Regions from separate parts of the Mus musculus genome. Here all the other regions are linked to region 4. A link is a loop called in an ENCODE intact Hi-C map of the cell type or tissue named here. Cell type or tissue: left cerebral cortex. All regions are shown on one strand. Region 1 overlaps Brinp1 (bone morphogenic protein/retinoic acid inducible neural specific 1). Region 2 has its middle 160 kb from the start of Gm23738. Region 3 overlaps Cdk5rap2 (CDK5 regulatory subunit associated protein 2). Region 4 overlaps Brinp1 (bone morphogenic protein/retinoic acid inducible neural specific 1). Region 5 has its middle 220 kb from the start of Cdk5rap2. Region 6 has its middle 650 kb from the start of Tlr4. Region 7 overlaps Cdk5rap2 (CDK5 regulatory subunit associated protein 2).

Evidence for each region. Peaks named below come from ENCODE experiments on the same cell type or tissue, not always from the same donor. Only the 100,000 strongest peaks of a DNase experiment are listed, where the experiment ranks them.
Region 1: it touches region 4 in a loop (4-fold over the local background); 4 of 42 quality-filtered maps call a loop at or near these places.
Region 2: it touches region 4 in a loop (18-fold over the local background); 7 of 42 quality-filtered maps call a loop at or near these places.
Region 3: a loop joins it to region 4, with 4 times the contacts of the local background. A loop is called at or near these places in 4 of 42 quality-filtered maps.
Region 5: a loop joins it to region 4, with 6 times the contacts of the local background. A loop is called at or near these places in 3 of 42 quality-filtered maps.
Region 6: a loop joins it to region 4, with 17 times the contacts of the local background. A loop is called at or near these places in 5 of 42 quality-filtered maps.
Region 7: it touches region 4 in a loop (5-fold over the local background); 3 of 42 quality-filtered maps call a loop at or near these places.

The regions. Positions count from the first base shown.
Region 1 is chr4:68,760,937-68,764,936 of GRCm38, reverse strand. It overlaps Brinp1 (bone morphogenic protein/retinoic acid inducible neural specific 1), which reads left to right. Exons shown (of 8, transcript NM_019967.2): 8 at 1,791-3,565. The coding sequence ends at 2,928. Among named protein-coding and RNA genes, the nearest start is that of Brinp1, 190 kb to the left of the region's middle. In left cerebral cortex, no CTCF peak of the experiment used is centred here; a DNase peak (open chromatin) is centred at 2,214; H3K27ac peaks cover 185 bases.
Region 2 is chr4:68,020,671-68,024,670 of GRCm38, reverse strand. No RefSeq gene overlaps it. Among named protein-coding and RNA genes, the nearest start is that of Gm23738, 160 kb to the left of the region's middle. In left cerebral cortex, a CTCF peak has its summit at 1,727; a DNase peak (open chromatin) is centred at 1,684; H3K27ac peaks cover 295 bases.
Region 3 is chr4:70,305,147-70,309,146 of GRCm38, reverse strand. Cdk5rap2 (CDK5 regulatory subunit associated protein 2) reads left to right here. Exons shown (of 37, transcript NM_145990.4): 15 at 1,858-1,952. Among named protein-coding and RNA genes, the nearest start is that of Cdk5rap2, 100 kb to the left of the region's middle. In left cerebral cortex, a CTCF peak has its summit at 1,692 (motif pointing right); a DNase peak (open chromatin) is centred at 1,722.
Region 4 is chr4:68,948,557-68,952,556 of GRCm38, reverse strand. The region is part of intron 1 of Brinp1 (bone morphogenic protein/retinoic acid inducible neural specific 1); the gene reads left to right. Among named protein-coding and RNA genes, the nearest start is that of Brinp1, 3.8 kb to the left of the region's middle. In left cerebral cortex, a CTCF peak has its summit at 1,793 (motif pointing right); DNase peaks (open chromatin) are centred at 370 and 1,809; H3K4me3 peaks cover 3,814 bases; H3K27ac peaks cover 1,062 bases.
Region 5 is chr4:70,184,598-70,188,597 of GRCm38, reverse strand. No RefSeq gene overlaps it. Among named protein-coding and RNA genes, the nearest start is that of Cdk5rap2, 220 kb to the left of the region's middle. In left cerebral cortex, no CTCF peak of the experiment used is centred here; DNase peaks (open chromatin) are centred at 1,883 and 2,408; H3K27ac peaks cover 1,476 bases.
Region 6 is chr4:67,475,630-67,479,629 of GRCm38, reverse strand. No RefSeq gene overlaps it. Among named protein-coding and RNA genes, the nearest start is that of Tlr4, 650 kb to the right of the region's middle. In left cerebral cortex, a CTCF peak has its summit at 2,069 (motif pointing left); a DNase peak (open chromatin) is centred at 2,031.
Region 7 is chr4:70,353,803-70,357,802 of GRCm38, reverse strand. Cdk5rap2 (CDK5 regulatory subunit associated protein 2) reads left to right here. Exons shown (of 37, transcript NM_145990.4): 8 at 2,928-3,090. Among named protein-coding and RNA genes, the nearest start is that of Cdk5rap2, 55 kb to the left of the region's middle. In left cerebral cortex, a CTCF peak has its summit at 1,518 (motif pointing right); a DNase peak (open chromatin) is centred at 1,570; H3K27ac peaks cover 583 bases.

The DNA.
Region 1 (4,000 bases), 190 kb after region 4:
TGATTGTATGTCAAGAGAATTGCTGCAACAGACAGTTGACTAGCACATCCCACCACAGGATGTGTGGTGGAAATGAGATCCCTTTCTCATTCTCATAGTGCTGAAAGATCATGAACTATGAGCTCCATCATCATCATCATCAATCATCTGCGTCATCACAAATCTTGCTTGGGGTCCTAGTACATTTTATTTAAGACTGTTTTAAAAATTTGGGCTGATAGATAATGCCCAAAGAAAAGCTGATGTGTCAGGAGACTTCTCTTCTTGAGGGCCATATGGTCCATCAGTTTGCCTTGGAGATCCTGTACTCATGCTACCACTCTTTTGCAAGAAGAACAAGAGCTGAATTTTACTAAACCCTTAGTGCCTACCAAATTTATATGTATAATTCACACAAAAAATTGTATAATCCTTACAACAATCCTGTAAGGATTGGTAGGAGGGGTGAGTGGGGAAGCTAAGGAAATTGCCCACTGTCAACCCTGTTCAAGAACAGAGTTTCATCCATTTTATCCATTCACTGGTGAAGCCTAAATCTCAAGTCATTTTCTGGGTGTTTTTGGTAGGCTCAAGTGAGAAACTGGGCATAAAAATCCCTGTGCATAGTAAAGACTGGTGGACAGATATGCAGGACTGTTTGTAGCATGGAGGACAGAGAGGAGGTAACTTCCAAAGAAACATGGAAAAATGAAAGGCCTCTGGGCTGACAGATTTACATATTTTTTTTATTCTTCTGCTGCTTTTTATTGGTTCATGTACCCGTCTTCATTAAAATGTTTTATTGCCTGGAATCTGGGTACAGACACTGGCATCATTCACAGCATGGATTGACAATGTGGAGGGGTTTTAGAAACACAGTTTGTAATAGAAATGCCATACAATTGAGAATTTAGAATACTGGACAACTGAAGAACTTATATTGTTATTGCATATTATGAAAAGCCACTGTGAGAATCATATCATATGATCCATATAGAAGTACTACATGACTTCTATGATACAATGATTATGATGGAATGAAGCTTATTTCTGTTGACAGGGTTGGGCATGCCATATCTTCATCAGTGGAAGGTGTGGAATCCTCTGATGTTGACATAAAAATAAAAATTAAAAACAAGATAGAAAGAAAGAAAGAAAGAAAGAAAGAAAGAAAGAAAGAAAGAAAGAAAGAAGGAAGAAAGAAAGGGAGAAAACATAGAGGGTCACAAATCTTGCCCATGTGAGACTTTCCATGATTTGTTCTCTTCAGAAAGCGTATTTGTGCTCAGAAACTTTATTCCCTAAAACCGATTTCTCAGCGCCTATTGTATAATGGAATAGTTAGAGATAGATAAATATCCTAATAATTAGTAAAATGCCTCCTTTTTATAGATATTCACAAAGAATGTTAGATGTGTAAAGTACAATGTGATATAATAGCTTTAAGACAGTATACAGAATGACAATGTATTTATTAATATATATTCATTCTACATTCTTTTATATTTTAATCTGCTTATTCCTAGGACTTACCAATTAGAGTAGACTGGCTTGCTAGTGAATCTTAGGGATCCTTCTGTCTCTGCCCTCCAAAACCTGTAATTATACATGTGAGCCACCATGCCTACTTTGTCTACATGCATATTGGGAATTAAATTTAAGTCCTCATACTTGCATTGAAAGCATTTTACTAAAAGAAAAATCTAATCTCCACTTTTCTTTCTTTGGGAGGCTCCAACTTGCATGGCCAGTTGTATGATGTACCTCACATTCCTATTGATGGGAGCTAACATTTTCCTTCTTTTTCACAGGACAATTCAACAGTGGCTTGCAAGGGTCCAGTCACTTCTCTATTGCAATGAGAATGGGTTCTGGGGAACCTTCCTGGAAAGCCAGAGGAGTTGTGTGTGCCATGGTAGCACCACACTGTGCCAGCGCCCTATCCCATGTATCATAGGTGGGAACAACAGCTGTGCCATGTGCAGCCTGGCCAACATCTCACTCTGTGGCTCCTGCAATAAGGGCTACAAGCTGTATAGAGGCCGCTGTGAACCACAAAACGTGGACTCTGAGCGGAGTGAGCAGTTCATCAGCTTTGAGACCGACCTGGACTTCCAGGACTTGGAACTGAAGTACCTGTTGCAGAAGATGGATTCACGCCTCTATGTCCATACTACCTTCATCAGCAATGAGATTCGCCTGGATACATTTTTTGACCCTCGGTGGCGCAAGCGCATGTCCCTCACTCTCAAAAGCAACAAGAACCGCATGGACTTTATCCACATGGTGATCGGAATGTCCATGCGTATCTGCCAGATGCGCAACAGCAGCCTGGACCCTATGTTCTTTGTCTATGTCAATCCCTTCAGTGGGAGCCATTCAGAAGGCTGGAACATGCCCTTTGGGGAATTTGGCTACCCTCGTTGGGAGAAGATCCGTCTGCAAAACAGCCAATGCTACAATTGGACTCTCTTGCTGGGCAATCGGTGGAAAACTTTTTTCGAGACTGTCCATATCTACCTACGTAGTCGGACTCGGCTACCCACCCTACGCAATGAGACTGGCCAGGGCCCGGTGGACCTGTCGGATCCCTCCAAAAGGCAGTTCTACATCAAGATCTCTGATGTACAGGTGTTTGGGTACAGCCTGAGGTTCAATGCTGACCTCCTACGAAGTGCCGTGCAACAGGTGAATCAGTCCTATACACAGGGTGGTCAGTTCTATTCCTCCTCATCCGTGATGCTTCTCATGTTGGACATTCGGGACCGAATCAACCGCCTGGCCCCTCCTGTGGCCCCAGGAAAACCCCAGCTGGACTTGTTTTCCTGTATGCTGAAGCACCGCCTGAAGCTGACCAACAGTGAGATTATCAGGGTGAACCATGCCTTGGACCTCTACAACACTGAGATCCTCAAACAGTCTGACCAGATGACAGCCAAACTCTGCTAACCCGGGACCCTTTGCCATGGACTTTCCCTTCTGTTGTGCAAATACAACAGAACAAAACAAAGCAAAACAAAAGAGAACATATACATACATACACATACAGACAGACAGACAGACACACACACGCATACACAAATTTGTAAAATGTAATTAGTATTCAAAGGAAAGGAGGAAAAAACTTCATTTGTTGGAAGCTAACGTGTTCTAGCGACTGTATAAAACCGTGGGGCATGTCTCTTACTTCTATATTCTGTCATGAAGAAGGGTCTCAGAATTGTGTGAAGCTTTGAGTTGGTGGCTTCTTTGGCCTCAGGTGCTGTGTGATGGGGGGGAGAAGGGGAGAGCATATGCAATGAATTGTAAAGACCTCTGCTGTGCAGGTGCTAAGATTAAACACTAAAAGAGAGAGAACAAGCTATATGTAATGTACCTCTGACACTGCCATTTTTCCTTGTGAGAGGAAATGGACGTAGATAAAGAAGATATTTCTTCGGTTAAGATTTCTTTCCTCTTTATGCTTAATTCTTTGTGCTTCTTTTGATGCTCTGCTGGGGATGGGGGTGGTGGGGGTGGTGGGTGCAACAACACTGCAAACTTACCCATATGGCTTCTTTACGTCTCAATAAACTGACACTAAAGGAAAATGGTCCATAGGTGGGGTTGGAAGAACACAAACTGACACAATTATAGAACAGTCAATAAACTTAGAGATTAGCTCTTTAAACTCCTTAGTTTATAAACTAGGGTCAAAGGGAAGCAGCATGCTCATGAATAACCCGATAATAACTGCCCCATAAGAGTTTGACTCTGATAGTCGTATGCCCTTGACAAGACATATTCCTCCTCAGCACTCCAAATTCTTGGCTGTTTTCGGTTTTGAAAATTTTTACCCAAGGGTAAAAGATTTCTCTATCCAAGGTTGTGTTTGGTGATGGTTTTGCTTGGGTAAACAAAAACTTTTCACCTACTTTCCCCAAAAGGAAGTACAGTATCATATTGTTCAGAAATTTTTTCCTAGTAGAGATGGTTTTGACTATAGTCCATGACTGAGTAATAATAGTATTAATAGAAGTTT
Region 2 (4,000 bases), 930 kb after region 4:
CAAAACAACCCTGAGATTCTACCTCACACCAGTCAGAATGGCTAAGATCAAAAATTCAGGTGACAGCAGATGCTGACGTGGATGTGGAGAAAGAGGAACTCCTCCATTGTTGGTGGGATTGCAGGCTTGTACAACCACTCTGGAAATCAGTTTGGCGGTTCCTCAGAAAATTGGACATAGTACTACCAGAGGATCCAGCAATACCTCTCCTGGGCATATATCCAGGAGATGCCCCAACTGGTAAGAAGGACACATGCTCCACTATGTTCATAGCAACCTTATTTATAATAGCCAGAAGCTGGAAAGAACCCAGATGCCCCTCAACTGAGGAATGGATACAGAAAATGTGGTACATCTACACAATGTAGTACTACTCAGCTATTAAAAAGAATGAATTTATGAAATTCCTAGCCAAATGGATGGACCTGGAGGGCATCATCCTGAGTGAGGTAACACATTCACAAAGGAACTCACACAATATGTACTCACTGATAAGTGGATATTAGCCCAAAACCTAGGATACCCAAGATATAAGATACAATTTCCTAAACACATGAAACTCAAGAAAAATGAAGACTGAAGTGTGGACACTATGCCCCTCCTTAGAAATGGGAACAAAACACCCTTGGAAGGAGTTACAGAGACAATGTTTGGAGCTGAGATGAAAGGATGGACCATGTAGAGACTTCCATATCCAGGGATCCACCCCATAATCAGCATCCAAACGCTGACACCATTGCATACACTAGCAAGATTTTATCGAAAGGACCCAGATGTAGCTGTCTCTTGTGAGACTATGCCGGGGCCTAGCAAACACAGAAGTGGATGCTCACAGTCACCTAATGGATGGATCACAGGGCTCCCAATGGAGGAGCTAGAGAAAGTAGCCAAGGAGCTAAAGGGATCTGCAACTCTATAGGCAGAAAAACATTATGAACTAACCAGTACCCCGGAGCTCTTGACTCTAGCTGCATATGTATCAAAAGATGGCCTAGTCGGCCATCACTGGAAAAAGAGGCCCATTGGACACGCAAACTTTATATGCCCCAGTAAAGGGGAATGCCAGGACCAAAAAGGGGGAGTGGGTGGGTAGGGGATTGGGGGTGGGTGGGTATGGGGGACTTTTGGTATAGCATTGGAAATGTAAATGAGCTAAATACCTAATAAAAAAAGGAAGAAAAAAAAACTAGTCTGCAGTTCAACTGTACCTGTTTTTTTTTTTAATTTCTGTTAAAACCACTAATCTTATTCAACACAAAATGAAAATATGCCCCTGATACCAAACATTCATTGGATTCAGTGTTAATGTAAACCCTCACTGAGAAGTAGAATGATTTATCTGCTATGAAAAGAGTGGTTAGGCTGAGCCAGTCCTGGGCTTGACTGCTGGCAGGGGTGTGATCACTTCCTGCACAGATGCATAAAAGCAGAGAGCCCTGTCACAGTACCACAAGGCAGATCGAGGACAGATCAGCTCATTAAGCAAGAGCAGAGGAAGCTGAGGTCCACACTGACATACACTCATCTGACTAGACACTTCTCACAGGGAAGCAAGGAGAAAGATGACCTACCCTGACCCTAATGAAGACACACAGCCCAGGAGGAGACAAGCAGCCACCCTCAACTTCCGGCTCTTGTGTTCTTTAGAGACAATCCTTAGGAGCAAGCAGACTGTTGTTTTTGTGTGACTCAACAGTGACACCCAGTGACTCTCTCTGTCAATCCCAGATGACTGCTCCCTGTGGATCTTCTGGCAAATACATTTCAGTCTACATTACCTTACACTGAAGCGGCAGCAGCAATCATGTCAACTTCAGTCCTAAAGGAGAAAACCATAATAATAAATCCCAGTTTGTTTTAACATAATTATCTAACTGTTGAAGCATTTTCTTCTGTGTTCTTGGCTCATGTGTGATGTCTAACACAGTATCACAGTGTGGCTTCGCTACTGCTTCAATTTGACATCAGGAGGAAGTGATTATTTCATTCACATCATTGATCTAAATATTATAGGATCTTATTGTCTTTCATTGTAGAATATTTGTATACACGTGTGCACACACACATACACAAACACACGTGTTCTCACATAAATAGGGTAAGAAAATGTTCGAAAAAAACCAAACAAACAATGGAAGTATGCAGAGACAGGAAAATAATCCTCTGAACATTGGTCTAGGCAAACATGGAGAAGAGATTTTTAAAATTAAATTTCAACTAAAATTGAATTATATCAGCTTTCTACTCCTTTTCTTTCTTCTAGCTCTTTCCGAATAACCTTTTTCAGATACCTTTGATGGTCTCAGACCACTACTGTCAAAACAATACGTGTGTGTGTGTGTGTGTGTGTGTTCACACACCTGAGTGCACATGTATGTTTACAAGTGCCCTTGAGTCTATTGAGGTCTTGGACATGACAAAAGAATCTACTATTGCCACTTTGATAGATGAGCATAATTCTTTATTACATTCTAAAGCTTATCTTATATCTGTAGTATATCCATAGCAAAAGCTAACCATCACAGAAAGTCACAATTGGGTACAGTGAAGAGATCAAAAGATTGTGGAAAGTCTATCCACAACGGATACATCTATATGGACAGACATTTAAAAATTTATAATATAACCCAAGGGAAATGACCAACATGCCCAGAGGCATGGCAAAATATGGCATCTGTTGAAAAAGTGTGAATCAGAGGCCTATTAGTGGAGGATAAAAAACTTCTGGTGGACTAGTGAGATACTTTCTGCAAATATTGAAGGGTCAGGCATTCAGAAAGGGAGCTTAGTGTTTTTATTTGGTCCCAGAGGACAGAGATTGAGTAACAGATGGAAGTTATATGGGCCCTGCTTTCCACTCAACGTAAAGAAGCGCTTTATACTGATTGGGTCTCCTGGGAAGTGTAGGAATCTCTGAGGGCAGAGGATTTTATGCCATCAAAAGCGTAGCCTAGGTGTATCTGTCATACCAATTCTACTTGAGAAAGAAAACAAAAGCAAAAAGTGAGTGGATATAGGAAAACTCTCAGAAACTTTAATAACTAAATCTGGGAGGTAGTAGTCAAGAATCCCACTGGATATTCTTTCAAAATATCAAGTAAGATCATTGAAATATTTCTCTAGTAATCATTTTAAATTTTAATTAAAATCTGCTTTCTTCCTCAGCAAACTAGCAGTCGTTTTACCTTAATCTGTATCTTAGGTATACGTCCCCTTTTTCTACCTATGTCCATGCATCTGCTACATGCACAAGAGATCACTGTTTAAGCTCCAGAAAGCATCCATATAATATTTAAATAATTTTCCATCTTGTTACTGTTTCTTTCCCCAGAGTGCCTGAGTTATACGAATTACCTGATACTTGGTACAGCCCACAGTAACTAACAGAGCCATAATTATAAAATAAAGATGCCTCATCCCAGAGAGCCATTCTGCAGGTAAGCAGTAGATAAATTACAGTTATCAAATAGCAACCAAATAGTCTTATGCTTTGGGTCACCACAACATGAGGAACTATATTTGGATGCATCATTTTGAAGGTTGAGGACCACTAATCTAAAGTGGACAAATATGGATAGAAGGTCCAGGGAGATGACAATGAGTACACAAAAGAAGGGTATTATCTTCTCAAACCCAGTGCCAGTCTCTAGGGCCATGTGTGGTGCTGAAATGAGGAGACGCTTTGAGGAGATTATGAAGTCACTGGGGATTTCATTGGGTGAATACAACCAGTGTCTTTACAGATTTCAAGAAACTTATTTTTCTCCTCTTGTATATGGAGCTGACATCAGAAGAAAATATAGCAGACACCATCATTTATGCCTTAATGTTAAACATTCTACTTTGCAGTTTGAGAGAAATTAGTTCCTACTGCTCAAGGGTTATTCAGTGTAATGTTTCTTGTACTAAGATTGCAAAAAGGCAGACTGAAAAAGCAACACTGGCTATTTTCCAGTCAAGTATCAAAATTTCAGATTTTTTTTTTTACTGGATACTAACT
Region 3 (4,000 bases), 1.4 Mb before region 4:
CTGTTGCCTGAATTGTTTATTACCATGATGGTTGCCAAATGGATAGGCTTTCTGACCCCATCATTCTTCCCATAAGTATTAATAAACCATTTTACTATAAAACAAAGCCTTTTTCTCATGTATTTGTTTGTATCAGTTTTGGACTTTGTAATATAATTATTTTGATGTTAAATTGTCTCATGTTTGTCTAGTAAGAGCTTTAAAATGACTTCTGTAACTTCTGGGCAAGTTTTCATCATTATTTAGACATCACCTGTCTGTCTGTCTGTCTGTCTGTCTGTCTGTCTGCCTGCCAGCTTTGTCGGATTATAATTGACAAACATCAGGATGTGGTAGCTGGGATGTAATTTACTGCCACATGGAGTTTTTGACTAGCATGCCCAATTCTCTGGGTTCAGTCTTTAGTACCAATAACACACAGAGACACACATGTACACATACCACAGTGTCACACATACAGACACACACTTAAAGTTATACAGTTAGCTATTGTGAAATAATCACCATAAACAAGATAATTAACACATTCATTGCCTCACACTGCTACCTTTCCCCATGGTTTCTTTTTTGTTTGTTTGTTTGTTTGTTTTTTAGCTGATGTCAAGTATGTGGCACTCAGTTGTTCACCTTCGTCATCTTGCTGTGCACTACATCTCTGGGACTTACTTGTATAACTGAAACTCTGTTTGATACCCTGCACCTCTATTTTGTCCTCTTGCAGAGGCTCTGGCAGTCATTGCTCAGATCTTACAGCATGCATCTTTTGGCACGACAGAATGCTGGGGACACATCATGCCTTTGAACTTTTTCTCTGTTGAGTACTGGAGTTAGCTGTTTCTCCAGATGTCTGTAGTTCTTTAGCATAATTTAATCTTAACCTCCATAATTTCAAGAAGTGATAGTCATTACCCATTGATTTTTAGGTGGGAATGTCCAAGCTATTAATTAGCAACTTTTCAAATCCCCAAACTGCTAACTGGCTGCACCAGAATTTTGAATTTGATGGCAAAGTAACATTTATGAGTGGGGAACCGCCAAACTGTACCCCTATTTCATAACAGAGATGCTAAGACTCATAGGTTTACAATCTAATTTCCCAAGGCTATACTAATTAGCAGTGGTCCAGCCCAGCCTCTGTTCTCACTGTTTTGGACACCTCTCAAATGCCACTCACTCTTCACTCTCCTGTATATCCTTTGTTTCAGGTTTGTGAGGTTTTTCTGTGAAGCATCAGAAAGTGTAGTGAGGCATTGCTAGAGTGTCATGAAATCAGAGGGATGGGTGAATCAAATGGCTTTGAGGATATTTCACAAACAGCTTTTGGGTATTGGGAACATGGCTTTCTACTTCGTGTTGAGTATTAGCTTTATAGTACTATCATGAAACACACAAGATATCTTATAAAGGGAAAAGGCTTGGTTTAGCGTACAGTTTTGGAGGTTGCAGCCCAGGCTTGGGCTGTTAGGTTGTGTTGGGAAAGCAGTGAAGGGGAACACCTGGTAGAAGAACTGTTCACTTCAGGTCTAGGAAGCAAAGTGAAACGGGGTGAGGTCCTACAGTTCCTCTTAAGGGTGTACCCGCAATTACTCTAGGACCATTCACCACCCCCATGTCTCAAAGAAATGTCTACTGCCTCCCATAGCGACACCCATGATGGCCTTCTGGGAAGTATGGAGACTGTCATTCCTGTCTCCTCCTGCAGGTGGTGCTGTGTTACTATGGCTTGAGCCTGAGTCTGGCTCAGAGCCTGTAGTCTGTGGTTTTAAAAATCCAGAGCTAGCCACATGTGTTTGCATAATGGCAAGCCATCTTCCTTGGCTTCTGCCCCTAATGTCAGATGCCCGTTGTCATTTCCAGGAAAAGCAACAATCAGAGTATGAAGGGCTGACTGGGGACTTAAAAGCAGAACAGAACATCTATGCCCATCTGGCAAAGACTCAGGACACAGACAGGTAAGTGATTCTCTTCAGACACTACAGCCACACATACTTCCTGAGTAGTACTGCTGGTTTCTGAGCAGGAAAAGCCCCACCCATCATAGCAATCCTTCAAAGTAGTTAGCTAGTGAACATCTCTTTTAATGGTCAGATATGCCTATTTTCAATCAAAAATTGACTGTTTAGAACAACAAAATTAGCATTAAAATAGAACATTTGCTCTGAGGTTCAATTCTTTATTGTGTATTTAGGAAGTTGCTTTATGTGTCTACTCTCAGATGTTTCTCATAGCTGTTGCACGAGGAAAATACCGATGTTATACCCATTGCATGTGATCACTTGAACCAAGAAAGGTTAGGTGACTTGTCCAAGGTCACACTGGTGTTGGCAGATCCCTGGGACCTAGCCATATCTCCTTTGAGTGACTTATGTCTGTAGAATTGCTAAAATGATTTAGTGTTGTTGCAGGATGGTGAGGACGGTCAGCTGAATCCAGTGGTATTCCTGTTAGCCTCCTGCCCCTAGCTCTACCTCTGTGTCCCCAGTAGGTAGCCTGTTCTGACCTCTGTTTGCGCTTCTGTAAATAACTGGTCTTTACTCAGGATAGTTATAATTGAAAGATGACGGTATCTATTATTCATTTCCAAATAATAGAGAAACAGAAGTGGGTGGTGATTGTGATGGAGCAAGATTGGCCATAGCTTCCTGGTTATTGGTCTATGGAACAGAGAGGTGGAAAAAGGACTCAGTATTTTAGTTTGCTGTTTTCTGAGTATATCCCCAAATTTCGATAGTTAAAAGCATGACCCTTCTTTTTCTTTTACCAATGCCTTTTGCTCTTCCCACACTGGACTCTTCAATATTCCCTAGCCTATGTGCACCTGCCTCTGTCATGCCCTGCTGTTCCCTGCTCTAATGGGCCGGTGTCTCCCTACTCTGTCTTAAAATCCCCCTTCAGAAGTAGCCCAAGTCAGGAGGCTCATCTGGTCCCCAAGTCCTCACTGTGTCCCCACCCCCTCTCTCAAAGCAGGATTCTCTATCTGCAGGGACCAGTTCCCAGGCATGGCAGAGCAGGTGCTAGGGGACTGCTCTGTTTAGGAATGCCCCTCCTCCAGCACTGATCGTCCAGGTTATGAAGTAATTTTCAGACTTTAGATCTGAAATGAGTTTAGAGAAGGCGGAAAATATGCTAATGGAGCTGGGCTGTGTGGACATATCTCAGGAAGCCTGGCCATTTCACTGTGGGGAAGGCATGGAGTCCGGCATGGAAGCTCAAGGGGGAGAGACATTTTTCTTTCATTGTATAATATCTCTGACAGGATCCCGAGTAGACGCTGTGCTCAGTGGGGCTTTAAGGGTGGGATGTAGTTTCTCTTGAGCACTCTCAGCGTCTGAATGGTTCCTAGTTTTGTAAGCTTCTTCCTAATGAATAAAAACATGAATGAGACTCGAGAGGGCCAAGGCTGTAGCTAATGAACAAGGATGCTTAAAAGGTTTCATATTCATCCGTGGACCTGGATTCACATCCCAGCTCCAGCACTTACCAGGTCCAAGCTTTTGGATTCCACCTCTCACCCTGAGTCTCAGTTCGTGTGTTTGTAATGTGGTGAAGGGCTGGCCTGCCCACTCCTTACCTAATCCTTGCCTATTCCAACTAATATCTGTGCTTTCCTACTTACCTCCCTTCCTCCTTCCTTCCTTTCTTACCGTCCTCCTAACTTACCTACCTCCACATCTACTTACCTGTCTACTTTCCTATCCACCTCCTGTCTTCCAGCCTTGATAACATTGTTACATAGCATGAAATAGTTCAAATGAGAAGGCCTCTATAGGTTCATGTATTTGAGTACTTGGTCCCTGTTGAGAAGGCCTCTATAGGTTCATGTATTTGAGTACTTGGTCCCTGTTGCTGAAATTGTTTTAGAAACATTAGGAGGTTCATTACTACATGTGTGTTTTGAGGTTTTAAAAGCCCACACCTTTCACCGTCAGCTCCGTGACACGTACTTGTGTATCAAGAAATAAGCTCTGGACATGTCCCAGTGCCATTCTTCTCCCTGCCA
Region 4 (4,000 bases):
GTAAATACTTCTGCCACTCTGCCCAGGCACAGTTGGGCTTTGGTTCTGGAGCCAGCCATTGATTTGATTCCCGGCTGCCTTTTAAAGGCTTGCCCTACTCAGCAAAAATTGCTGAGTTTTACTGCTGTTAGCATGGCTTCCAGACTAGGCAGCTGTTACTTTCTCAAGGTAAATGGCAGCCATTCTGCTTGTAAGCAGTGAAGCTAGAAGATGAGGCTGAGGTGGTGTGGTAGAGTGTCTAAAGGGTCACTAGGAAGGCCTCTTGAGAGGGAAAGAAAATAGAAATATACCTGTTTTTTTAAAAACATTTATACATACATTTGTTTCTCCTGAGGAGAGATAAAAGCAAGCGTGTGTTTGCAGGAACCTGCCCCGGCTGGTGGCTGTCTGTTCTACCTGCAAGCACTTGCACACATACCATTTTCTGACTCCAGACTGATCTTTCAGGCTGAAAGCTTCAGGAGGGCATGCCCATAGAGTAGACTTCACAAAACTCAGGTTACATCACAACATCCTAGTGCAGTTTTGGGAGGGGTTTTGCAAACAGAAGAGCCCTCATGTGGGATAGGCTCTCATTATTTCTGTTCCAATGTATAAAAGATCTACTGCTATTAAAGAGCAAGCAGGCAGGACTCTGGCTCAGATAAAGGATGATAGTTTCTTAATATTCACTAGCAAATTGGTGGCAAGGACAGGACTAGAACCCAGCGTGGTTTTCAGCCAAATCAATGTCATTTTCTACTCTATTACCATGTTCAGCAATTCACAACACTTCTTAACCCTACCTATCCACCATACTTCTACTTAAGGTAACTGATTGTCTTTCTTTCTGGAACTTCTAGTTTCAAGATTCATTTCAGACCTTCTTCATACGATTTCATGACCCAGGAGAGAGAGTGCATAATGCCACATTCACTCTTCTTGCTTCACAATAGTGCTTAAAAACATATGTACACCCAGAGATGCCAAGAGAGAGGAGAGAGGGAGAGAAAGAAAGAGAGACAGAGAGAGAGACAGAGAGAGAGAGAGACAGAGAGAGACAGAGAGAGGAGAGAGGGAGAGAAAGAAAGAGAGAGACAGACAGAGAGAGAGAGACAGAGAGAGAGAGAGAGAGAGAGAGAGAGAGAGAGAGAGAGAGAGAGAGAGAGAGAGAGAATTCTGTTTTAATGTCATCACATAATGAAAAGCACATGGGGATCCAAGACTATATAACTGCTATATAGAACCCAGTAGAAAAATCGGACTGTATTAATCCCTTTATGAAAAAAAGTTCTGCTTTCTGGAAAACAATATATATATACTTAGACATCCTTTCAAACATCCTTTCAAACATTTCATGAAAATGAAATGATTACTTTACTTACATTAATTTAAATCTCATGTCTGTATATTCATAATATAAGCACAGGAGCATACACAAGAATATATATGAATCCATACACAGGTGTATTTATACAGGTCCAGAAACATTCCCTTCCTAATAAATTCCCCTAAATGTGACTAATCTCTTAAAGTGCAGGAAATTGAGCTAGCCTTTGTAAGTACATGGCTTGTAGGTGGGCTCACAACCTCAGGGAAAGGAAAATATGAAGCCCTTTGAGCCACAGGACATCCAGAAGTTGAAGTCAATTTCACTAAAAAGCAAGTATGATACCAGTCTTTTTAATACTTTTTTGGGGGTGCAGGGAAGTACTTAGAAATACAGGGATTTTAGGCCCATCTGCAATAAAGCCATTAACGACCTCACAAACGTTGTCTTTTCTGGAGCTGGATGGCACTTTAGCTCCCAGAAGGGGGAGCTGTGACTCCATTTCAACCCTAGAGAAAGAGCTCTGATATTCCAAATAAGCTCTGGGGCCCCCCTGCTGAGCTGAGAAGGCCCAGCTCCTGCTGTAGGGAGTAAGAATGTAGCAGCATAGGTGGGGATTGTAAAAATCTCTCCTGCTCAGTTCAAGTGGGACATCTCCCTCTTAGTGCTTTCAAGGGAGTTTATGCCATTGTTCAAATAGTTCCCTCTCTCCCTTTTTTCCTTTTTTCCCCCTCAACTCATCTTTGCCCCAAAAGACCTTGCAGTATCTGAGAAAATATTTTCTGATTTGCATATGCTTTCTCATCCTGGTTTCTTAGATGAATTCATTAGGAAATATCACCAAAATAGGACCTTAAAGTTACTCATAGCATCTTTCTCCCCTGCATCCTCTGACCTAAATCTCAAAGTTTAACAAGTAAGTTAATGAACTCCTTGTAACCATATCAAACAACAGCAGGAAACATAGGAGGAGTCACCAAACATAATTTTTCCGACACCCTCTCCATTGTTTTTCACTATAATTTTTCATACGAATGATAATGGATTTATCAGACTTTCCTCCATGGAGCAAACCCTAGTTACAATTTAGCATCTCTCTCAGATAATGCATCTAAGAAGACTTCCCAAGGCCTTGCTTCAGAATCAATCTTTTTTTGGCTGTATTTTGATAATTTTTTTTTAAAGCTCTATTTATTTAGTTTTTATCTCTATTTGCTCTGTTTTACAGCCACACAGGGATAGCTTTCTCATCACAGCATCATGTGCTCTTATTAGCAGCATTTCTCTTTTAATAGCTGGGACTGCCACACAGTAGTTGTTTTATTTTTGTTTGTTTGTTTGTTTGTTTTTGTTTGCATATTCAGTGTTAAAAGTATCTGTCAGCCCTTCCTCCCCCAAATTTGATTCTTATTTACTCAAAACAAAGCCATTATGCCTTTAAAACTACACCACTTAGCTCAGCCACTCAGGGGTGCAAGTTATATCAAACTTGACAGTACCCCTTGCTGTGTCCCAGGATCTTTAGTTTTATTCTCTCCTTTAATCTCTACTCTCATCCAGTGAGGTATATATACTTATTATAAAGAAGAAAGGGAAGCTCCTTTTGTCCAATGCCTTTTTAGCAGAGGGGCAAAGATTTGAACTTTTTGTGAGCATCTCTTCTCTTCTACTACACAATCAAGATCACTCATAGCCATTGAGACCTCCATGTTCAATGGATGCTAGAGACAATTGAGCATATTGTTATTGTGCCTTTAGGGTATGAGGATTGGGTTAGGATCAAAAGAAAGAATTTATTTCTTTTCAATAGCAGTAGATGCTGAGTGTCTTCTAATTGGCAGATGTTGTCCTAGAATAGTATTGTTAAATAGAACTTTGGAGAAAGAGAAAAATATTCTCTGTGTTAGGCAACATGCCAATGGATACCGGTGAAGTGATCTTTTCATTTTGTTTAACATTTATTTGTTTCTCGTTTGGATGACTTACACAGCTGTATGTGCCTGGTGGACACTAAAATGGACAGTTCAGGTTTAGGCATCAAGAATATTTTATGAAGATAGTCCTGCTTTCATTGGGGTTCACATATTGAGGAAGAGATGGCTAATAGTGAGTAAGCAAATAGAAAACCACAGTAATTAAATCTAATATTAAATGTCATACAAATAATTAGGGATCCCATGCTAGAAGGGAAGGTGGGCGATGTAACTTTAGATGAGTGAGTCATCAAAAGCCATGTCGGAAGACATAGTACTGACGCTGAGATTTATGTACGAAAAATGAGTGAAGTAATTATAAAAGGGGATGGCTAAGAAGGCTAAGGGGGTACAGATTTCCAGTGTGAATGCACCTATAAATGAGAAGGAGGTGACAGAAGATGAAAAAGAGAGACAGAGCCCACATCAGAAAGGTCTTGTACAGGACACACACACACACACACACACACACACACACACACACACAGAGAGAGAGAGAGAGAGAGAGAGAGAGAGAGAGAGAGAGAGAGAGAGAGAGATTTTGACATCTCTTTTGACATGTCTTTAGTTGGTTCATACAAGGTCTGAGAATAGAAGGCATTCTGGAAATTGACAGGTCATTATCAGGCACTTTCTGTTATGTTTTCATCACACCCATTTTTAATCACTCAGTTCCATGTGTTCTTAAATTCCGGTCCTGCTTAGAGTACCATATTAT
Region 5 (4,000 bases), 1.2 Mb before region 4:
CGTTATAGAGAGCTACACTTCACCTCCTTATCACAAGTTTTAAGAGTTATGTCCCTCAGTTTCCTGTCTAGGCTATTGCTTTTGGGAGGGTAGGTGGGTTGGAGGGATAGGGGTTGTCACAGAAGCCTTCTATGTTCCTCTTTCTCAACTGTATGTCTGCAATCATTGATGCCACTGAAAAAGGAACTTCCTTGCCCTTTACAGCCAGTGAGAGCATGGATCATGGACATCCACATGGTCTTAGGCATCAGCATGTGCCATGGACCTCAGAATGGACTCTGGTGGAAGTAAGACATATCAACGTGGCTGTGTTTACAGTAGGACCACAGACCCAAATATGACCCAAGTCAGCAGCACTGGCCACAGACATCAACATCACCTTGGGTGGCTGCATAAACCATGGACATCTGCAAAGTCCTCACTGGTAACATGGGCCATGAACATCAACATAGCTCCAAGACAAAGCAGTACCATGAATCTAGACATGACCTTAGTAGCATGGACTATAGACATCAATATGGTCTTAGGTGGCCGTACAAGCCGCCCACATCAATGGCTGCAGGCAGCAGCATAGACTACAAACATCCACATGCCCCTCAGTGGTAACACTCAGCCTTCTCTCAAACCTGTCATCACCATCAAGTCTCTAGTTCCATCTCTCTCCACCATAAACGCATCTCTCTGTTTCTCTACATTTTTCACCTCTTCATCACATATTCATTCATTGTAGTGGCATTGGAAACTGCAGAGTGGTACACAGTACACACACGCGCGCACACACACACAGAAAGAGAGAGAGAGAGAGAGAGAGAGAGAGAGAGAGAGAAAGAGAGAGAGAGATACACATATTAGTTTTGATCAAACAGCTTTACATAAAAATATTCATTATAATGAGCTGTTGGTCTGGTTCATGATTTCTAGTTTCTGATGCACCATAAATGCTGGACCATTGCTGGGACTCATCTCATATAGCCTATTGTTGTCCAGAGTCAGGGTAGTCTTGTGGTAAGACCAGATATCCAGGGGCAGGTTCACTGTGAGTTCCAGTCTGCTGCACACCTCCCTGCTGTCAATGTTTGCTTCCCTGACGTTTGCCCATCCTTACCTTTGTGCCTATAGCCTGAAGGTGGCACCATTATTCCCCACCACACACCCCCCTCCAGTCTACTCTCAAGGCAAGCTGGCTTTATGCTGTAGCAGTTCAAAACTGGGGGCTGAATGACATACCTAGGACTGGCCCTATTCAGTGATGTCATTTGGTTCAGCAGGAACCTTCATGCATGTCAGCAACTAGTAGATGGAGTTCATATTGGGGTGGGCCAACTCAAAGCACTGAATATGAGCCTGGATGGCAGCAGAATTGGTCATTTCAAGCCAGACTTCCCCGCAGAGCTTCTCCCACTTCATACAGTTTCATTGGCATATATTTCCTATACCATATGACCCACCGAGCTAAAATGTGTGTGTCCATAGTACACGGGGAAGCCATCACACCAAATTATCTAATGTTCTCTTCTCAGAAGAAAGCTCAATACATTTCAGTCATCACCCTTCAAAGTTCCTGCTTTATACATCTCAGCCCGAAGATGGCTCAGTGTACTCTATCTATGACAGGGTGGCCTGTGATGGACATTTCAGGTAAATAGAGGCACCTATTTCGTGTACACAAGTTACTTTTCTTGATACTGTAACAAAACACCCAACAAAAGCAACTTAAGAGGCTTAGTTTAAGGGTATAGTGCATAATCGCAGAGAAGTCATAGAGGCAAGAGGGTGAGGCAGCTGATTGCATTGCAGTTGCGGCCAGGAGGCTGAGCGGGATGAATGCTAGCACTCAGCTTTTTATACAGTCTGGGACATTAGCTCATGAGATGGTACCGCCCACATTTAGGATGTGTCTTCCCACTTCAATTAATGCAATCTGTAAGCTTCTTACTGACATGCCCAGAGATTTGTCTCCAAGGTGATGCTAGATCCTAGATCATAGCATGCTTTCTACATTGACCCATGTTACATCATATATGGGAACTTCATTCCTTTCTATGGTGAAGAAGCATCCCATTATTTTGATAAACATACATTTAAAGCATCTGTTTTGTTTTATAAACATGTTTTTGTCTCTCCAAAGATTTGCTAATCACTTACAGAATATTAAAAGGGTATTGCCAGACTAAGGAAAAAAGTAAGAAACTGTTTCGAAGAATCTTTGTGAACACAGTATCACACCAACTGAAAAAAAAATGATCACACTAGGGATTCTCCAGCTGCTTGTTTTATAATTATAATTCTGAAAAAGACCCTGAATGCATGAAGTGGGGATATGTCTAAAGAAGTGACGGTCACCCCCATTATGGAACAGTGAGTCACAGGACTAAGAGTCATTGGCAGGAAGAGCTCTTCACGCTATGTAGTTGAGTCAATTATAGGCTCTCACTTTTAGAAAAGGATCCTTTTTGTCCCATGCCCATCTGGAGCTATGCTCACCAAAATGTTCCCATGGAAGGATGGAATTTCAAGTAGTATATACACATTTTAATTTGGGGGGGGAAGGTAAAGAAATTGGGGTGAGAAGTAGCCAAGTATAGCAGCTTAAGATGCATATGAGAATGTTCCTATAGATGGACACAAAGAAGTCATCCACATTCCATAGAAAGTCTCATCTGTTCTCTGTCACTAGGTAATGAGAGACTCACAGGACTGGATGATCCAGGTTATTCTTTCCCTTGAGTTCACGAACAGCTTAAGTAAGATGCAAAAGGATAGACAACACCTTGTTGAGGAGGCATACTGAATTCTGAGAGAGGCTGAAAGAGATTTCTTTTGGGTTTGGAGCATAGCTCCTCCCAGCTGTGCTGAATGGCATCCTTCACTTTATAGGCAAGACAAGGGGAGAAGAGACATCAGTTGTCAAAACACATCTAACTGCAGAATTATAGAGACAAGAGTTACCAGGTTTTGTTTGCCCAAATACAGTTGGGGGACCGTACACCCAGCTGAGCCTAGTAAGGTAAGGTAAAGCCCTTAGGGCCACAAGTACCTAAGTCCTTAACCACTGGGCTCTGTGCTTGAAGGCAGCTCTTCTCTCCTCCCTGCATTCTGTTGAGTGCTTTGGGTATGTAATTTATACTCTCCAGGTCTCAGCTTACTCTGGAAAATAGGAACCATGGAAACATTTCCTTTGTTGGCTCTTGGTAAGGAGGGAATATATAAGCACCCAGGTCAGGGGCCAAGGGTAGGCTCTGCCACTAAGGCAATTTTCATCTACTTTGACTCTTCCCTCCCAAACACCTATCCACACATTCTTATTTGCAGGACCTCTGGACCTCCAGAATTACTGGAGTGTTCCCTCTTACCTTCATCTTCTCTACCTGGCTGCCTTTCTTTCGGAGCTGCTTCAATGACCCCCTTTCTTGCTTCCCTACTCTGCTCTGTCCTCTTTCAGCTTTCTTTCCTGACACCTAACCCATTCCTCCTGGTGTTTCAGGAATGATGAGAAACCATGTCTTTTTAACGCAGTTTTTCATATCCCCAGTCCTCTACTGCACACTCCGCAAGCCTCCTGTGATCCAGTGTGATGCCTCACTTCAGATCTCCCTGAAGTAGGAATGGCAGTCTCTCCAGCCTGCTCAGGGCTCACAATGTTTGCCATCAGGGAGCAGGTACATAGCTTATGAGTGGCTGGACAAAGAGCATGCCTTGATGGGGAGGCCAGGACAAGCTATTTGGGCATACAACTGGGGAGCATGTGAGCTGAAATGACTGCCCCATCCCAGCTGTACCTTCTCCCTTTCTCTAATGTCTCCAACTGCCCCACTTTTGCACCCTACTCATTATCTGGAGGCTTTCCATGGGGCTGAGTTGGAAGCTTCATGCTCTCCCTCCCTGTGGCATTTTTCTCTTCCTCTCATTTATACCCCTGCCACCATGGATCGGAGGTAGCTCCCACCTGTGCTCATGATCTTTTTATTGGTCAACTCACATTAGTTGTCAGATTCCAACT
Region 6 (4,000 bases), 1.5 Mb after region 4:
CTTAAATCTTTTTTCTCCATGTGCAATCACAGTTTGAAGTAGAAGGAATGAGGATTTTTGATGGATATATTTTATGACTTACAATTCAAATAATATGAGTTAAATTTGGCTTTAATCTCAAATATTCTCATTATCTTTCTGATAGGCTTTATTAACTGGTATTTATTTTTCAATAGAGTACAAAAAAATGAAAATTATTACCAAAAACCACTTGAAAGCCAGTGGAGCCAAACAGAAGGTATTGATGAAAACAAATTCATAGTTATAACTATTATTATTATAATTATCACATAGACACATTCATCTCTGTAATCAAGCTACTTACCACAATTGCTGAGAGCGCCACAATTCTGGAACAATATATTACTAAAGTCCTTGTTAAGTACATCTCAAATTTGTCCATTTCCATTTGGGCATTTTAGAAAATCTAAAATGTTCAAGTTATTACATGGAAGCATTCTGGCATAGTATTGAAGTGTGAGAGAGAAAATGTTGGCATTAATTATTGGGGGGAAATCAAGAGAGCAAGTTTTCCTGGAATCTTGCCCAGGTGCAAAGGCAGCTACAAAGGGCTGCACCATGGTGGCTGTATTGAAAGGTCAGCCTCTGCACTTAGAACCAGGTCCCTCATAGTTCATGCTTTAATTTAAACTAAAAAAAAAAAAATAATAGAAGTCTATTTTAAGTGATTACAGATTAAACAATTCACCTACCATCTGATTTTGTCTGTAAATTTGCTCAGCAAATCCTTTCTCCATAAAGGGAAGAAAAGAAATTTCCTAAGAAGCACTGATTCGAATGAGGACTTACAGAGCTGTGCTTAAAAGACTCTGGTATCCCCGTCCTTGCTAATTTCAGTTTACTTTGTGACCTTGAGCAATCATTTCTCTTCAGTGGACCTCGGGTTCTGCACTTGTGAAACATCAGGTTGGGACCTTCCCTTTAGTCCTGTGAAGAAGGAAGAGAAGCCTTGGTGTCAGCAGTGAACCTGCTAAAAGGCAAATTCTCAGGCTACTTCTAGACTTCCTGCTTCACAAACCCTGGGTGACAGACATCCAGCAATCTGCGTTTTAAAATCTTACAGGAGATTGCCATGGTAGAGCTGACAATCTACTGGACTAAAGAAATGAAAAGTTTCTAAGTCTCTGTCATCTTGGGGTCTTTGAATTAAAAACAAACAAACAACCAAAAAACCAAAAACAAACAAACAACCCAAAAGTACCCTCTGTTTTTTAATGGGAAGAAGAGCTGGCTTGGATAAGCTGTTTGAAAAAAAATCTTGGAGGAGAGAGTAGCCTCCCCTAACCAATGACTACAGATCCCATGGGGAGAGAGTCCTGGGAATGTGTACCCGGGCCACCTGGAAAGGAAGCAGGGACGATATGGAAGGATTCTCCCCTGGTGTTTAGAGATGGGAAAAGGCAGGTTGAAGGCAGATTGATAATGTCTTCATCTGGAACAGCTTGGCATACATCATGTTTACAAATAGAAGTGATGTGTGATTTTAGTATTAGAAATAGGGTTTTCCAATGATGTGAAAACTCCCATAAGCTATTGTCTGTACTGTATGTATGTATGTATGTATGTATGTATGTATGTATGTATGTATGTATGCATGCATGTATATACATATGTACGTACGTACGTATGTATGTATGTATGTACATATGTACGTATGTAGGTATGTACGTATGTACGTATGTACGTATGTACGTATGTACGTATGTACGCATGTACGTACGTACGTATGTATGTATGTATGTATGTATGTATGTATGTAACCTGTCTTTATAGATGAGGAAATGGATAAACCATGTGGTAGTAAAGTAAGACAAGGCCAAAGAAGAGAAAGTTCCACGGTCACCAAGGCCATGAGGCATTTTCTGTCTCAAGCACCCCTGGGGGCCCAGGATTTTTTTTCTCAAGAAAGGAGCCCCTTCTAACCCTAGTGGAGCCTGCTTAGACTCAGAAGCAGTAACGGTGGAAGCTGGAGGATTGGTGCTGGGCAAGAGGTAGAGGACAATAAGGAATTTTATCGCCATCTAGTGGCACTAGAGAAAAGGCACGCAGCGTCAGCACCAAAGCTGAGGAAGGCTAGCACTGAAGCATCTTGCTTAAAAGAAAGCTGTTAATCTGATTGAATTGCTATTCCCAGGGATTTAGGTACCAGGTCCCCTCCCCAAGCTCCTCATCAAGGCTAAGCACGAAGTGACTAGCCTTGATAGTAATGACACAATTTAGTGGACAGGAGGCTGCTATTGGCTCAAAGAATCTTGAACACATTAATTCATTTTAATTCAAATGAGCTCTACAATTTGCATGTGGAATAGCACTTCCCATCCACAAATTAATCCTCAGTGGGAAGGTCATTCAATGGATGCAAAACTGAAGAGCAGAGGACATGGCAAAGGGTCACAGAGAGCAAATGACAAGGAAAACACAGCAGTTTCCAAACTGATCTGTTCCTAATGCCACACCCGTGTTCTGCAGGAATTCTTATCGACAATCTGGGAAATACAGCGCACGAGACCCACAAGTCCATCCCTTCAGTGAGCACAACCTGAATCCTAGGATTTCACAGTTTTCAGATGCCAAGTTCCAACCCTCTCTGCTTTTCACCATGAGGGAATAACCAGGGAAATTGTTCTTTTCCTTAAGAGTTGTTCTATTTCCTTTAGAGTTTCCATACTAATCAGGCACTTAGGTCTCACGGAGGTGTTAGTTAGAAAAGAGGTCGGTACCATGATAGGAAGTGATGGGCTGGGACGGTTGCAAAAAACTGAACATACTTAAGTTTCACAAGTGAATATGGATAAGTTCGAGGTTTTCTGCTCTTATGTGAGACTTGTGGAACACAATGACAGAATGCCTTTTTTTTCATTTTGAGGCATCCAATGTGTTTTCCAACAATCTAAAAAAGCAAACTGTTACATTTTTACTCAATAGTTTTTTTTTTTTTTCATTGCACAGTCACAAGAGAGAGAAAAAGACAAAGGAAAAGCAAAAAACCTCTAACCATCAGGAAACTACAAGCCAGATAATTTGATACTTTCCAAGTCTTTTCTAACAGTCAGCCAGGACAACTGATGCCTCCATGAATGTGTGGAGAAGATACATGTCCTGGAGAAAGTGCAACATTCCTTAAGACCTATTTGAATAGTGATTTCCTATCTTCTTAGACCCCAAACACTTTAATTCTCTACCACACCACTCATTGTTCTTTGCTTTTTCCTTTTTACTTCATAGGCATAATATGCTTAAACTAATAACCATATTTAACCATCAGTTATTTATTATTCACTATTTCATTTGGAATATGGTCGAGAATACAGAAATATTGATTCTGATACTGTTCCAGTAGTGGACTTAGGGCAAAGCATAGAATCAGTAGAGACTTTATCCCTGCTAGCCTGGAGTCAATACAGGAGGATATCAGACTAAATGTGTTGTCAGTTCAGTTAAGGAAGAGATGAAACCAAAGTTTGGATGATAAAAGAGAGCCATTTACATGAACAGTGGTAGATGAGCACACTGGACAACCACATGAAAACAAGTACTGTTATATGACATCACACAAAATTTAAGATGGATTGTAAATCCAATACTTAAAAAGACTCTATAGAATGTATTTTTAATCTCATTCAATGAAACTCTTTAACCTGAACACTGAGTGCTCAAAATGTAATGAAAATTAAATTAAGCAAATTTATCTATGCTGAAATTGAGACAGGGCAATGAAAGACATTGGCACTGTAGAAAAGGATGAATCCTAGGGTTTAAGAAGACATTCAAAATAAGGCATTCACTTCAAGCATGAGTCAAAACCACTGTAGAACAATGCCAAAACCAGAAAGGCCAGCAGAAACAATGGGCAGAAGGAGATTAAAATCAAGGAAGGTAGGGAACACTCACAAAAATTAATACAAATAAAACCATTTTTGAGATCATCCCTTATTAAACTGATGCAAAACACATGACATATTGATACATGCACACCTAT
Region 7 (4,000 bases), 1.4 Mb before region 4:
GTTAGTGGGGAGCTTGGAGAAATGAGATGATTAGATTTAAATTTAGAGCAGTTCCTTGCTTGCTTTGGGGATGCATTGCCACTGGGCTTTCATGCTGAAGCAGATGTCCAGATAAGTGATGACAGCCAAGACTGAAGGGCCTAGACCAAGAATGCAGCTGAATAGGTGGTGATGGAAGGGGAAGTGGGCACAGTGGGGAACACAGACTGATACCTCCCTTTCAGCTTGTGAATGAGTGGCTTAGGGGAGGTGGTACAGTTGTCTCCGCTTGGAGATGAGCAACAAGGAGGTGATCCTAGCGAGGAGTGGGATGAGGATGTTTGCAGTTAGGGCAGGAGTTGTGGGTTCTGTGGGTACCTGTGAGTGGGTTTTTAGATTCAGGCTGGCATTGGAGGAAATGAAGATTTACACTGTAAGCAGCGCTGAGCATGGTTGGGCATGCATTTGGAACTACAGAGACAACAGTGGTTCTGGTTCTGGAGAGAATGTTTTGGTAGAGATGAATTTCCAGACTGTGTAAGAGTGCTTTAGGGGAGTCCTAGAAGTTGCCCGTGCAGAGGGTTTGTATATGCAAAGGAAGGAAGCTTTCGTACTTTGTATACAAAGGCTACACATATAGATCATCAGGGTATGTTGCTTAAGCTTTGGTTTCTTATTTGTTTGGGAAGAGGACATTTGGGAGGATGGGTGTGAGTGGTCCAAGTGGTGGCTTCTCCATGGATTATAGATGGTCAAGTGAGATCCTGCTGCAGGCTGCATTTTCCTGGCATTTGCACAGGCCTGGCTTGACAAGTATAAAAAGTTGGCTTGTCAGCTCTACAAATATGTCAGTCGCAGAGATGAAAGTGTCCCAGCTAAACTTCCAGAGACCAGCAAGCAGCTGCCACCTTTATTTTCCCTCAGGAGATGCCTGTTTGGTGAATAGCCAGGGACTGAATCTTCTCGACGATTTCCCATATCCCATATCTAAGTCAAAGTTAGAAGTTTAGCCCGGCATGACAGCAGGGTTAGTCAGTTACATCCAGAGGAAATGGATCTGGATTGGCCACGGAGTAACCTGCTGTTGGGCATGTCAGGCTGTTGAATCTGGTCTGGGCCCCACTTGCATACTCTCTCCCAGTGTGTTCCTGGCTTCCCACCACCTTTTCATGCAGGCCTTTTTCTCTTCTGCATCTGAAGGTGATCTTGTTGGGGAGCCCTACAGGTTGACTATAAGCGACAGTTATATTATCTTCAAGTTAAATAGAGTTTTTAAAAGTTTGAATTACTTGCTGGCATTTAAAACATTGAATTTCACAGAAGAGTGAATAATTACTTTTCTTGAAAGCCTAGCAATGTTGGCAACCTGTGGTGCCTTCTTATTGGCTCAAGACTGCTGCTCTGTAATGGGCTGAGCCTTTAGTAGCCTTTAGTTGTCCTGGTTCTGACCCCCATCTTTCCATTTTAAATGTACATTTGGTGACTCTTAGCTCTCCATTTTCCCATTGATTATATCAGAGCTGAACCCCTAGAGGGCAGTATTGCACCTCCCTCCAGGTTCCTAGGCTCTGCAGATCCTACTGGTGAGCTCTGATGCACTGCACTGCTAGGCGTTTTTTGCTGCCCATGTCTGCCTCCTGGCCTTCGGCACGGAAGCTAGGTGCTTTACAAGGGCAACTCTCCCAGACCTCCAGACCTGTGTTTCTACAAAACTGGGTTGCTTTCTAGGCTTAGCCACAGAAGAGTTTTTTTTGGAGTAGAGTCCTCGGAAAGAATGTTATGTGTTGAAGATTTAAACAGTACATTCAGGGCTGATTTGGGGAGATGGCTTAGTGAGTAAAACGCTTGCTGTGTATGCATGAGGACCTGAGTCCCAGCACCCAGGTACAAGCTCAGTGTGATGACGTACATCCCTGCATTTCAAGGCGGAGACAAGTGAGTTCCTGGAGCTTGTGAGTCAGGCAGGTAGCCCAGCAAAACCAAATAAAGTACAGATACCATTGGGGAAAATGTCTGGACCCTGAGCTCTGACCTCTGTACACATCTGCATAGGTACACGAAACGTGCACATACATATAATCAGCATTGCAGTTGTCATTTGTTGAGTTCAGCTGTAGGTCAGAAGTACACTTTTGTTTTAAGTTGTCCAAACACAGGCTCAGAGAGATTGAATAACTTAGCTTGGTCACAGAGCAGTTGATCCAAGGACATCAAATTTGGTTCCGAAGAGGGAAAAGTTCACATTTTCTACAAGACATTATGGTTGTATGTGGCAAAGCTTCTCTGAGACTCAGAGATAGAAGATGCAATTTAAGGAGCTCTGGTGCTTGTCAGGGAGAATAGGAATGGGTTTGGACAGAAGGTAGCGATAGCATATGCAAAGGCATGGAGGGGCACAGGAGAGCTTTGGAGCGAGCTCTCTGTGAGCTGCTGTGGGCTGATAGGGCCCAAGACGAAACTGGAGCTGTTATGACTTAAGAGCTGGAAGCCTGGATGCCTTATCCCGAAGTGCAACCATTAGCTTGAGATGTGGTATGTTTTTAAGCATTGTTTGTGAGCTATGGAGAGAGTCCTGCTTTTTAAATCTATACCCACCAAACCAGCTTTTGGTTGGTTGTTTGCTTAGGCTTTAGGGACAGATTTCTTTTGGAGAGGGGATTTCTTACTTAAACTTAGCAATCTGCTGCTGGCGTGGAGATGCTGAAGGTCTTTGACCAGAGATGGTGCAGCTTGAGCTAAATCCCTGGGCAAGGCTAGAGACAAGAGGACTCATTAATGTCACATCAATTCTGTTCCTTGCTCTCTGACCTGCAGAATGCAATTTTGTTTATGTGTATTCATTGGACACATCTACTTTGAAGATGTCTGGCCCTCTTTCCTACCTCCTCCTGCTCCACTGAGCTAAGAGAGCAGCTCAGAATTAATATTTAAATTTTGTTCTCTTTTAGACTGATTGAGGAGTTGAAGCTGTCTTTGAAGAGCAAAGAAGCTTTAATTCAGTGCCTTAAAGAGGAAAAATCTCAGATGGCATCTCCTGACGAGAACGTGTCATCTGGAGAACTCCGAGGACTTTCTGCCACTCTGAGGGAAGAAAAAGAGAGAGACGCTGAGGTGAGGCGACAGGGCACAGCAGGAGGGGGAACACATCAGACTGCTCCATGGAAAGTGGGGGGCTCTTCAGCGTGCTGCGTGGTTTGCACAGTAACTTGTCCGCGCCAGCTCTCAGTCAGTGGAGGAATCAGCAGTAGCTGCCTTTGTTAGGGCCTGCCTTTGTTCCCGTGTCCCGAACCTGTGCGTCTATATTTCCCCACATGTGTTTTGCTGTCACCCCGGGGCTTCCTTCCTTTTCATCCGTAGGGTTTTTTTTTTTTTTTTTTTTTTTTTTTTAGTGTAAAACCGGTGCTTTGTCCATGTCCATGTTTCCTTTGTGGTTAGGGATAGGTCTGAGGCCATATTTGGTGTGAAACACCCAAGGACATGGCAGAAGGGGAATAACAGGTTCTGGGTATGACAACACATACTACCCTGTTCAGGCCTCCTGGCCTCTTGACCAAGTAGAGCTTGTGAGCCCCTCCCTGCCTGAGTTTAGGATCAGCTTCAGAGTGGTCATATTTCTCTAGGTGCCAAGAAGTGAGTGGCTAGTAGTTAGGCCCAAATCTCCTGGACCCCTCTTTGTTCTTGTAGCCTCCAGGGCAAGCTATCTTGGCCCTCCATTCTCTTTGGGCAAAGGCGGCTGCTGCGTGGTCTGTTCATATCAGGGTGTGCTCTGGAAGCTCAAGAAAGGTCCTGATTTCTTCATGGAGCAGCGTTCTTGTCCTTGTCACATTAGCAGACTTGAGCCTGATCAATTTTCATTTGCAGTGTAGTTGCTGCTGCTCTTCCTCCTGTTTTGACCTCCCAGGCCCTGTCCTCTAAGGGGCCCTTTACCTTCCCTTCTGAAGCACTGCCATGGACTAGCAGTCAAGCGTGTGGGCAGCAGGCTTCACACTTGTCCTCCAGCAAACCAACTCAGGCTGTGGGT